2 separate regions of the Homo sapiens genome follow, and region 1 is linked to region 2. The links are chromatin contacts, found by Hi-C or POLR2A ChIA-PET in ENCODE. All regions are on one chromosome and are shown on one strand. Each heading gives the region's core, a stretch centred on a gene start or an enhancer-like site at or near the end of the contact. The rest is flanking DNA. Distances are from core to core; before and after follow the strand shown. Region 1 holds the start of AKT3 (AKT serine/threonine kinase 3). Region 2 holds the start of EXO1 (exonuclease 1).

Evidence for each region. A loop is a pair of places that touch in the nucleus more often than their neighbours do. ChIA-PET counts read pairs that join two places held with the same protein, here RNA polymerase II (POLR2A). Pooled maps may share reads with other maps.
Region 1: a loop to region 2 is called in a pooled map, with 14 times the contacts of the local background. The contact joins the promoter of AKT3 here to the promoter of EXO1 in region 2. A Hi-C loop is called at or near these places in 2 of 37 single-sample maps with no recorded cell type and 10 of 50 pooled maps. POLR2A ChIA-PET finds 5 or more read pairs at or near these places in 1 of 52 experiments (activated CD4-positive, alpha-beta T cell).

What each region holds. Positions count from the first base shown.
Region 1 is chr1:243,847,626-243,851,755 of GRCh38, forward strand. It overlaps AKT3 (AKT serine/threonine kinase 3), which reads right to left and starts at 2,618. Exons shown (of 14, transcript NM_005465.7): 1 at 2,415-2,618. RefSeq lists an enhancer at 1,527-2,027.
Region 2 is chr1:241,845,533-241,849,654 of GRCh38, forward strand. It overlaps EXO1 (exonuclease 1), which reads left to right and starts at 2,672. Exons shown (of 16, transcript NM_130398.4): 1 at 2,672-2,821; 2 at 3,199-3,495; 3 at 3,580-3,684. RefSeq lists an enhancer at 2,368-2,707.

The DNA.
Region 1 (4,130 bases), core at 1,368-3,867, 2.0 Mb after region 2:
GTCTCTATGCTAAGTCCATTTGTTCCCTAGTAAGTTTAATCAACACGTTTATTTAGATTTGCAGTGATTCTGAAAACAGATTCCTTCTGACAGTGATTTTCTGAATGAAATGTAAATATTAAAAGTTTTTAATTAAACCAGCACACAGTTCACACTCCAGTATTTGTTAAATATAATCTTATTTAAAATATTTTACAGCTATGAAATTAATTTTTAAAAAGTCCAAAGCAAAACCTTAAAGTACTCTGACATATACAATTTAGAGTCGATGTCAAGATTATTAAGCCAAAAATTAATTTTAAATTGGAAAACAATTCACTCCAGTAATAATTATGGAAAGAAAACCAAATGAATACAAATAATAATTTCACAATTTTTGCAGGATTACTTTGGACTATTTTTAAAACGCTGTAAGAAAACATGCTGCAAAACCACAATGCAAATACACAACTGAAAACTAAAACCCTACATTCATCTAAATTTCAACAGTCTCATTCATGTAATATTTGTCCTCCCTCACTTTAAAACTGGAACCTCAAGCCAATCAAAGATATTGGGGTCAACCCTAGTAAGGAAAACAAAAAGATCTTCAAGTACCATCTCCCTGTAAACTTTCAAGTACTATCTCCTTGGTAAACTTTCCAAGTCAAGATAATGTACTGGCAAAAGGAAAACAATTACAGTCCGGATATATATCTTGCATATAATTGTGCATTAAGTCATAAACCTTGGAAAACTAGTAACTTAGTAATAAGTTGCTATTTTAATTATAAAATATTTTCATGTTTTAGACAACCACCCCCGGAATGTTTGTATTCGTTTATACATATTTTGCAAGTGATACTCAAGTTCTGAAGACTAATCTTCATTTCCTACACCATCTTTATTAGACTCTTCCACCTTCGTTTTCCTAAGTAAATACATAACCTAAACCAATGAGTTTCACTCATTTGTCAGCTTCAACCACTGACAAAACCCAGTGGTTGCCTAGTGATGTATAGTTCTACTAAAAGACATATATGACCATGCTTTACCAAATACGGAACACATGTCTAAACTGTTGAGACAACTGCCAATGTATTAACTACAAAAAGCCATTATTTTTTACTTTAGCCTCAACTAAAATCAAAGTGTGAACACTTTATTATGGCTAGAAATTACCCAATATAGATGCATAGGTTTCACTGTTGACTTTCTATTTGGAAACTTCATCAATTGCAAACTACCAGGCTTTCAACCAAAATGCCACATTGGTGAAATGAGTTGGTTTTATTTTCATAACAACATTATTTTGATGGAAGAAATGTGAGCATCCCAGCTTTGACTTGTGGGTAAGCATTTCCTCTGCTTTCAGAACATAAACAGTAAATACCGGTATTGGAAAAACCTGGCCCCAACGAGATTCTTTATCTCTAGGCTAACTGTAGATTCCCGGGAAATCCCAAACAAGGGATGGTGACCCCGCCTCGGCGTCAGGGTCAACACAGCAACCAGCTAGGCTTCAACTTTGGGCTCTGAAGGGCCCCACCGGCATCATGGCTGATGCGGACCGATGCGCCGGAGGAGGTGGACAAGGAAGAGGCTGGTCTGTTTACTTGCAGCCAGAGCTGCCGCCGCCGCCAGCAGCGACAGCATCACTGGATCAGCCAAACCCAGCATCTTCCGCACATTTCTATTCTTAGCACACAACTCCCAAGCGGATCAAAACCCCACTACTATTAAAAACACAGACAAGCACGTTACCCACCTCCCACACACACACCCCCCCCCCCACCCCACCAGTGCCGTCTTTTCCTGCGCGCCAGTGGCGGGGAAGGGTGGGGGAAGGAAGGAGACCCCGGGGACGCCTGTGCATCCTCGCCTTCACCCCACCCCACGCGCAGACAGCCTCAGCGCCAGGGCGCGCGGCAGACGGCTCCCTCCCCCCAACCCAAACACACTGACACCGGCGCTCCACGCGTTATATAACCTCGCCGCCGCCCCCGGTCCAGGCGGGCGCCCCCTCCCCACGCCGCGCGGCCCGGGCGGGGAGGGGCGAGGGGAAGGAGCGAGAGTTGCGCAGACAGCAGGCGCCGGGCCGGGGCAGCCCAGACACAGACGGTACCGCTAGGCCGGGAACACCCCTCCCCCGGCCCGCTGCGCACCGCCGCCCCCCAGCTTTCCCCGGAAAGCGGGGGGTGTCGGTGTCAACCGCGCTGGGCATCCCCCGGCCTCCACACCCACACCCGAAGCCTCCGGTGACCCAGCCCCCGCCCACGCCCCCGGCGCGGTGACAACCCAGAAGCCCCCGCCTCACCCCACCCCGCCGCCATCCCCCGCCTGAGGGAGGCAGGGAGGGCGGACCGGGGCCCGGGGCCCGGAGGGAGTGGAGGCCAGGCGGGGAGGGGGCTAGAGTTGGGGGCGGTGGCTGTTACCTGCAACGGCGGCGGCGGCGGTGGCGGCCCCGCAGCTGCTCGGGCGGCGGCGGAGGATGGAGCCGGGGGGGGGCGGGGGGAGGAGAGGGGGCGACTCGGGGGTCCCCCCTCCCTCCTCCTCCCCTCCTGTCCTCCCCCCACCCCACAGAGCCTCTGGCCTCCTGGAGCCCGGTGCGGCCGGCGGGAGGGCAAGCGAAGGGCTGCAGGGGAGGGAGGGAGGGAGCCGGCCGGGCCGGGCCGCGGAGCTGGAGCGGGAGGCGGCGGCGGCGGCGGCGGCGGCGGGAGGGGGAGGGAGGAGAGAGGGCGGCGGCGGGGAGAGGAGGAGGCGGAGACTCTACATGGGAATCGGATATCGGCTACAAATTCATCACCAGAAAACACCGCTCGGGCGGGGGCCGGGTCACGCCGGCGGGGCGGCGGCTCTGGGCCCCGGGGCGCGCCCGGCGCGGGGAGGGGTTCTGCGGCCTCCTCCCGGGCTGCGCCTCGCTGAGGGGACCCCCCGCCGCCTCCCCGCCCCCTCCTTCCTCCCGCTCGGGGCCGCCGCCGATCGGTTCTCGCCGTCGCCGCGGGGCTTGTTGTTGACTTTGAGGAAAACTCCTGACGTCAGGGGCTGGCTCTCGGCGACTGGCGGGAGCGGCTTCCCCGCGTCCCCGGCCCTGCCCGCCGCCTCTGCTCCCCTCCCTGCCCGGCCCTCGTCCTCAGGCTTCCCCGCGCCCCCAAACCAGCGGTGCCCCGCGCCCCCTCTCCTCTCGCGAGAACATCCCCCTAGCCAGCCAGAGCCGGGAGCGGGGGCAGTCGCTCCCGGGCGGGAAGTTCTGGGTTTCCCCCTCGCCCGCGTGGCCCTTGGCGGGCACCCGAGGCCCGGGAGCGGAGGCTCCTCGCCCAGCCGCTTCCTCGGCGCATCCGCCCACCCGCCCTGGCCGCGGACGCGCGCGCCGCCAGGCCCCGGGCGTCTCCTCCAGTCCGCCGCGGCCCCTTGGGGAGATGGGCCCGGCGCGAGGGCTCGCACCTGGAAGCCCACGAAGTGGGCGGTGCCCAATGAGGTAGGGACCGGAGAGCGCGGAGCAGTCCAGAAGCCGACCCCACCCCCTGCACCTCGGGGAAGAGGGAACCCGGGTCAGCCCGTAGCAAGAATCATTCCTGACTATCCCAGGAGACCACGGCAGACCAAAAACACCTCTCTGAACAGCCTTCCGCACCGCTCGCTGCAAGCATTCGTCCACACACGGTACACAGATTGCGGGCGGATCGTAATTCACTCTTGAAATCACACCCTTTTTAGGGATATTCGTTTTCAATGACTTTGGGAAAGCCACGAGGTACTACATTTACTACGAAGAGACCGTTTCTTTATTTTGAAGTCAGTGACTCCTGAGACTGCATTGGGGACAACTTTTTTGCACAATGACCATATTTTACCATGCAGCGCACTTCAGAAAATTATAAAAGTTTACAAGTTTTATCGCTTCTGGAAACACCTGGGCAGCATCCCTATTATCCCGCCACGTGGCTCTAGCCTTGTTGATGTACCTGTTACTTTCTCCCACTGCAACATTTTTGTTAATGTCTGTGGCTTCTTTCTGCAGAAGAGTTCCTCCTCCTGACATGCACTTCATTCTCTGCTTTTCTATGTCTTGACAACTCTCTTATGGTAGTCATTTTCTTATACTGTAGCCCCCTGGTATTTATGTACTGTGTGGTATTAATATTTATACT
Region 2 (4,122 bases), core at 1,422-3,921:
AAAACACTGCCCTATAACAATGGAGACAGTATCTTCCAAATTAAAAATCAGGCAACCTGATATTTCAACAAGATACAGTATTTAAAGATAAGAGCTGGCCGGGCACGGTGGCTCACGCCTGTAATCCCAGCACTCTGGGAGGCTGAGGCGGGCGGATCACCTGAGGTTGGGAGTTCGAGACCAGCCTGACCAACATGGAGAAACCCCGTCTCTACTTAAAATACAAAATTAGCCAGGCGTGGTGGCGCATGCCTGTAATCCCAGCTACTTGGGAGGCTGAGGCAGGAGAATCGCTTGAACCCAGGAGGCAGAGGTTGCAGTGAGCCGAGATCGCACCATTGCACTCCAGCCTGGGCAACAGGAGCGAAACTCTGTCTTAAAAAAAAATAAAAATAAAAATAAAAAATAAAAAAATAAAGATAAGAGCAGCCCAGAAAACCCATAATAATAGTGCCATACCTAGGACATTCATGTATTAGTCCACACATTTGAAATGTTTAAAATCAACACTAGTGCTACTGGGATGTGAAAATTCATAGACATAATCCCTGCCCTCAAAGTAAGGTTGCCAGATAAAATTACAGAATGCCAAGATAAATTTAAATTTCAGATAAACAGGGATTTCTTTTAGTATATGTCTCAAATATTGCATTAGATATATTAAAAATTTATCTGTTGTTCATCTGAAATTCAAATTTCTGGGTGTCCTACGTTATTATTTGCTAAATCTGGCAACCCTACCTCAAAAGGTTTTCAGTCTATTGAAGGGCAAAGACAATTCAAACACAATGAGAATATGAGAAGTGTCAGGACCAAAGAGCCATCACAGAATGCTTGTGCATATCAAACAAATATCTAACTTAGGGAAGACATTTGGAAACTGGTAACATTGGAACTGAGTCTTAAGCTGGAAACATATGGGATATACCATTTATTTCAGCATTTAATAACATGCCATCATGATTTGTGACTTAACTGTCTCATAAACATGTGTTTTGTCTACAGAACTAGATCTTAAGTTCCTTGAAGACACAGGACATCTCTTTATGCCTCCATGCCACCTGGAACTGACAGGCACACTTAAGGCAGTAGTAAATTACTGCACACATTGATGCAAATGGTTTTGTCCTCCCAAAGAGTAAAAATATTCTGTTAGTGAAATGTATTGTAACTAGTGTTTTCTTTTCCAATTTTAGTCTTTGAACACTGCAGCCAAGAATACAGTTTGAAACCTTGGGAGTCAAATTCACAGTAAATACATGAGCCGTTCACAGTGCAGCAAACTCTCATGTTAGTTTTATGACAGATCCAGTGACACTGGAATGGACACCTTTTTGATTTTGGGGTTCCTTCCTAAGACCCCCATGTGTGATATATTCATGGTTGGATTCTAGGTACTGAAGCAGTTACTACAGCTGGATAGTCCAATGAGTGTAAGAAGGCTTCTCTACAAACACATGCTGCCCACATCGAAGTTCCTCTTTAATCTACTGCAGTTTGAAATTGTCCCCCACTTTCTCCAAGAGTCCACTCCAAGCTAGTTTAGGGTTAGGTCTACCATAGCCTTTGGAAGAGGGAGGGAAGATAACTTTTCTCATCTCTCCTAGTCCCAGCTCTAAAGACCAGAACCAGGGAGAAAGCAACACAGCTTTTCCAAACACATTCCCCAAATGTGGCACCTTTTCAACAATTTTAGTAACAAATTTAAGGCATCATAGATGCCTTTAAAATTGGCATGATAGATGTTAGAGTGATCATAAAAAGACTTTAAAAGAGGAAAAGATGTAAAGAACGTAATCAAATGGGGAGCATGTTTAACAATGTGCTCACTTCTTCCCCTTCAATTCCTTGAATTGAGTCTGCATTATCATTCCTATTGATCTTTGAGCCCAGAACATTACTTTGTGGTCTGGCCTAAGGTTTCTTCCAATTTTTTAAATTACAATATCCCTAAGAGGACAGCGACGAGGTCTGGGGTGTTATGAGGATTGGAAACCTAGCCACAAGTGACCATGAAAGTCCAAAATGCCTCTAAAGTCTTTGTCTCTAAGGCCCATTTTCAAGGTCTTGTTATATAGCTAATTTTTCCCCGACTTATGTCAAAAATAAACGAAGCTGGGTTCTAGGTAAAATGGTAGGGGCAGATTTTAATCACTACTACTACTGCAATGGGGAAAAGAACCCAGCGTGAACTGAATTCAATTTCGATTTGTAGAGGCAACCGGGCGTTTTAAAGAGAATGAAGGAATTAGGATGGGACTGATGACGCCGAGGGGGACTGAGCAACTTTTTCAGGTTTGAAAAGCCTCAACATCAACGCGCGACGGCGCTCTTTCAACATCAGCCTCCAGAACTGGGGCTGCAGCCAGGAGGGAACTACAACGCCCAGCAGCCCCGGCGGGTGTAAACACTCCCAACTTCCGAGGCGGTGCTCACCATCGGCCATCAGCGCCAGTGCCACTCGCGCCCTCAAGAAGCCGCACGGAGTTCGGGCCGGCAGCAGCGGCTGCAGTCGTATGGCAGTGAGCCGCTGTCTACCCAGCGAGACGGAGAGCTCAGGACGCAACCCTATGAGTTGGAAGCCGCAGGAGGCGGAACCGGGTTGCGGGATACGCGTTGACGTCACATCCTCTGGGCGGGGCCGCAAGGAACCCGCGCAAATTGAAAGGTCAGCCTTTCGCGCGCTGTGTAGGCAAGTTACCCGTGTTCTGCGTTGCCGGCCGTGGGTGCTCTGGCCACAGTGAGTTAGGGGCGTCGGAGCGGGTTTCTCCAACCGCAATCGGCTCCGCTCAAGGGGAGGAGGAGAGTCCCTTCTCGGAAGGTGAGAGGAGCGGGCTGTGCGGAGGCTAATGGGTGGGTTCCCTTGGGGGTCGACCTGCGCGTCACCTCCGACCCTCCTCTCGGGATTCGGGTCTTCCAGGAAGGGAAGGAGAGGGTCTGGCGTGATCTTCCCAACCCAACAGCGGAGCCCTTAGCCTGAGTGGAGTATGTGTTTTGTTCCGAGGGGACGTCTGGCAACCAGAGGTCTGCAGTTCAGTGAACGGAGGGAGATAAGAGAGCAGACGATTCCGGGCTGGAGCAGGCGCCAGGGTTGCCAGACTTACCTCATTTTTCCGCAGAAGCTGGCAGTCCAGGTTTTACATGCAATCTCTCCACCTTTAAATGTTGACAAGTACATTTTCCCATAATATTTTGCAGGCCTAAGGAAACGTGTCGTCTGGAATGGGCTTGGGGGCCACGCCTGCACATCTCCGCGAGACAGAGGGATAAAGTGAAGATGGTGCTGTTATTGTTACCTCGAGTGCCACATGCGACCTCTGAGATATGTACACAGTCATTCTTACTATCGCACTCAGCCATTCTTACTACGCTAAAGAAGAAATAATTATTCGAGGATATTTGCCTGGCCCAGAAGAAACTTATGTAAATTTCATGAACTATTATATCCGTTTTCCTCGGAGTGAGAGAAAACTCTTTTTAGATATCATCTGAGAGGTAAGAGACTGTTTTTCTGAAACTGTGGCTTGAGGACCACCTGCATCCAGATTAACTGCTTTGTTTAAAATTCATTCACAGCAGAACTAGTGAATCCCAGTCACTGAGTGGAGTTGAGAGTCTAAGAACCTCTGAAATTTGAGAACTGCTGGACCAGAGCCTTTAGAGCTCTGATAAGGTGTCAACAGGGTAAAGCTGCCTCCTGATCCTGTACTTTCTTTCTTCCTTTCCTTCCAAACTTAACGTTTGATAGGAGAGATTTGTATTATGAAATGCTAAGCAACTGCTCAGTGCCCATTACTGACTTTTTATTGTAGAGTGGGGGGAGGTCGTTTCATCAGAAAGGGTTGTGACAGTTCCAGAATCTCTGTATAGAAAGGGCTTAGGGGGCTGCAACCGGAATGGAAGGGGGTGGAAAGTTAAAGCATTTGTCTTGAAGCTGTATTTGCATAGCAGACGCAGTTTCACAGTTCTTTAGGGTAGCTTTCAGAGAGGCTGATGGAGTTGCCCCTGGGCGCCACCACTGTTTATTACCAGAATGTTCGTGCTTAGAATAATGCGTTCTAATAGCAGTGAATTTCAGTCCTAAAAAAGTACAGGATCATTTCTGTAATTCTTTTTGAATTT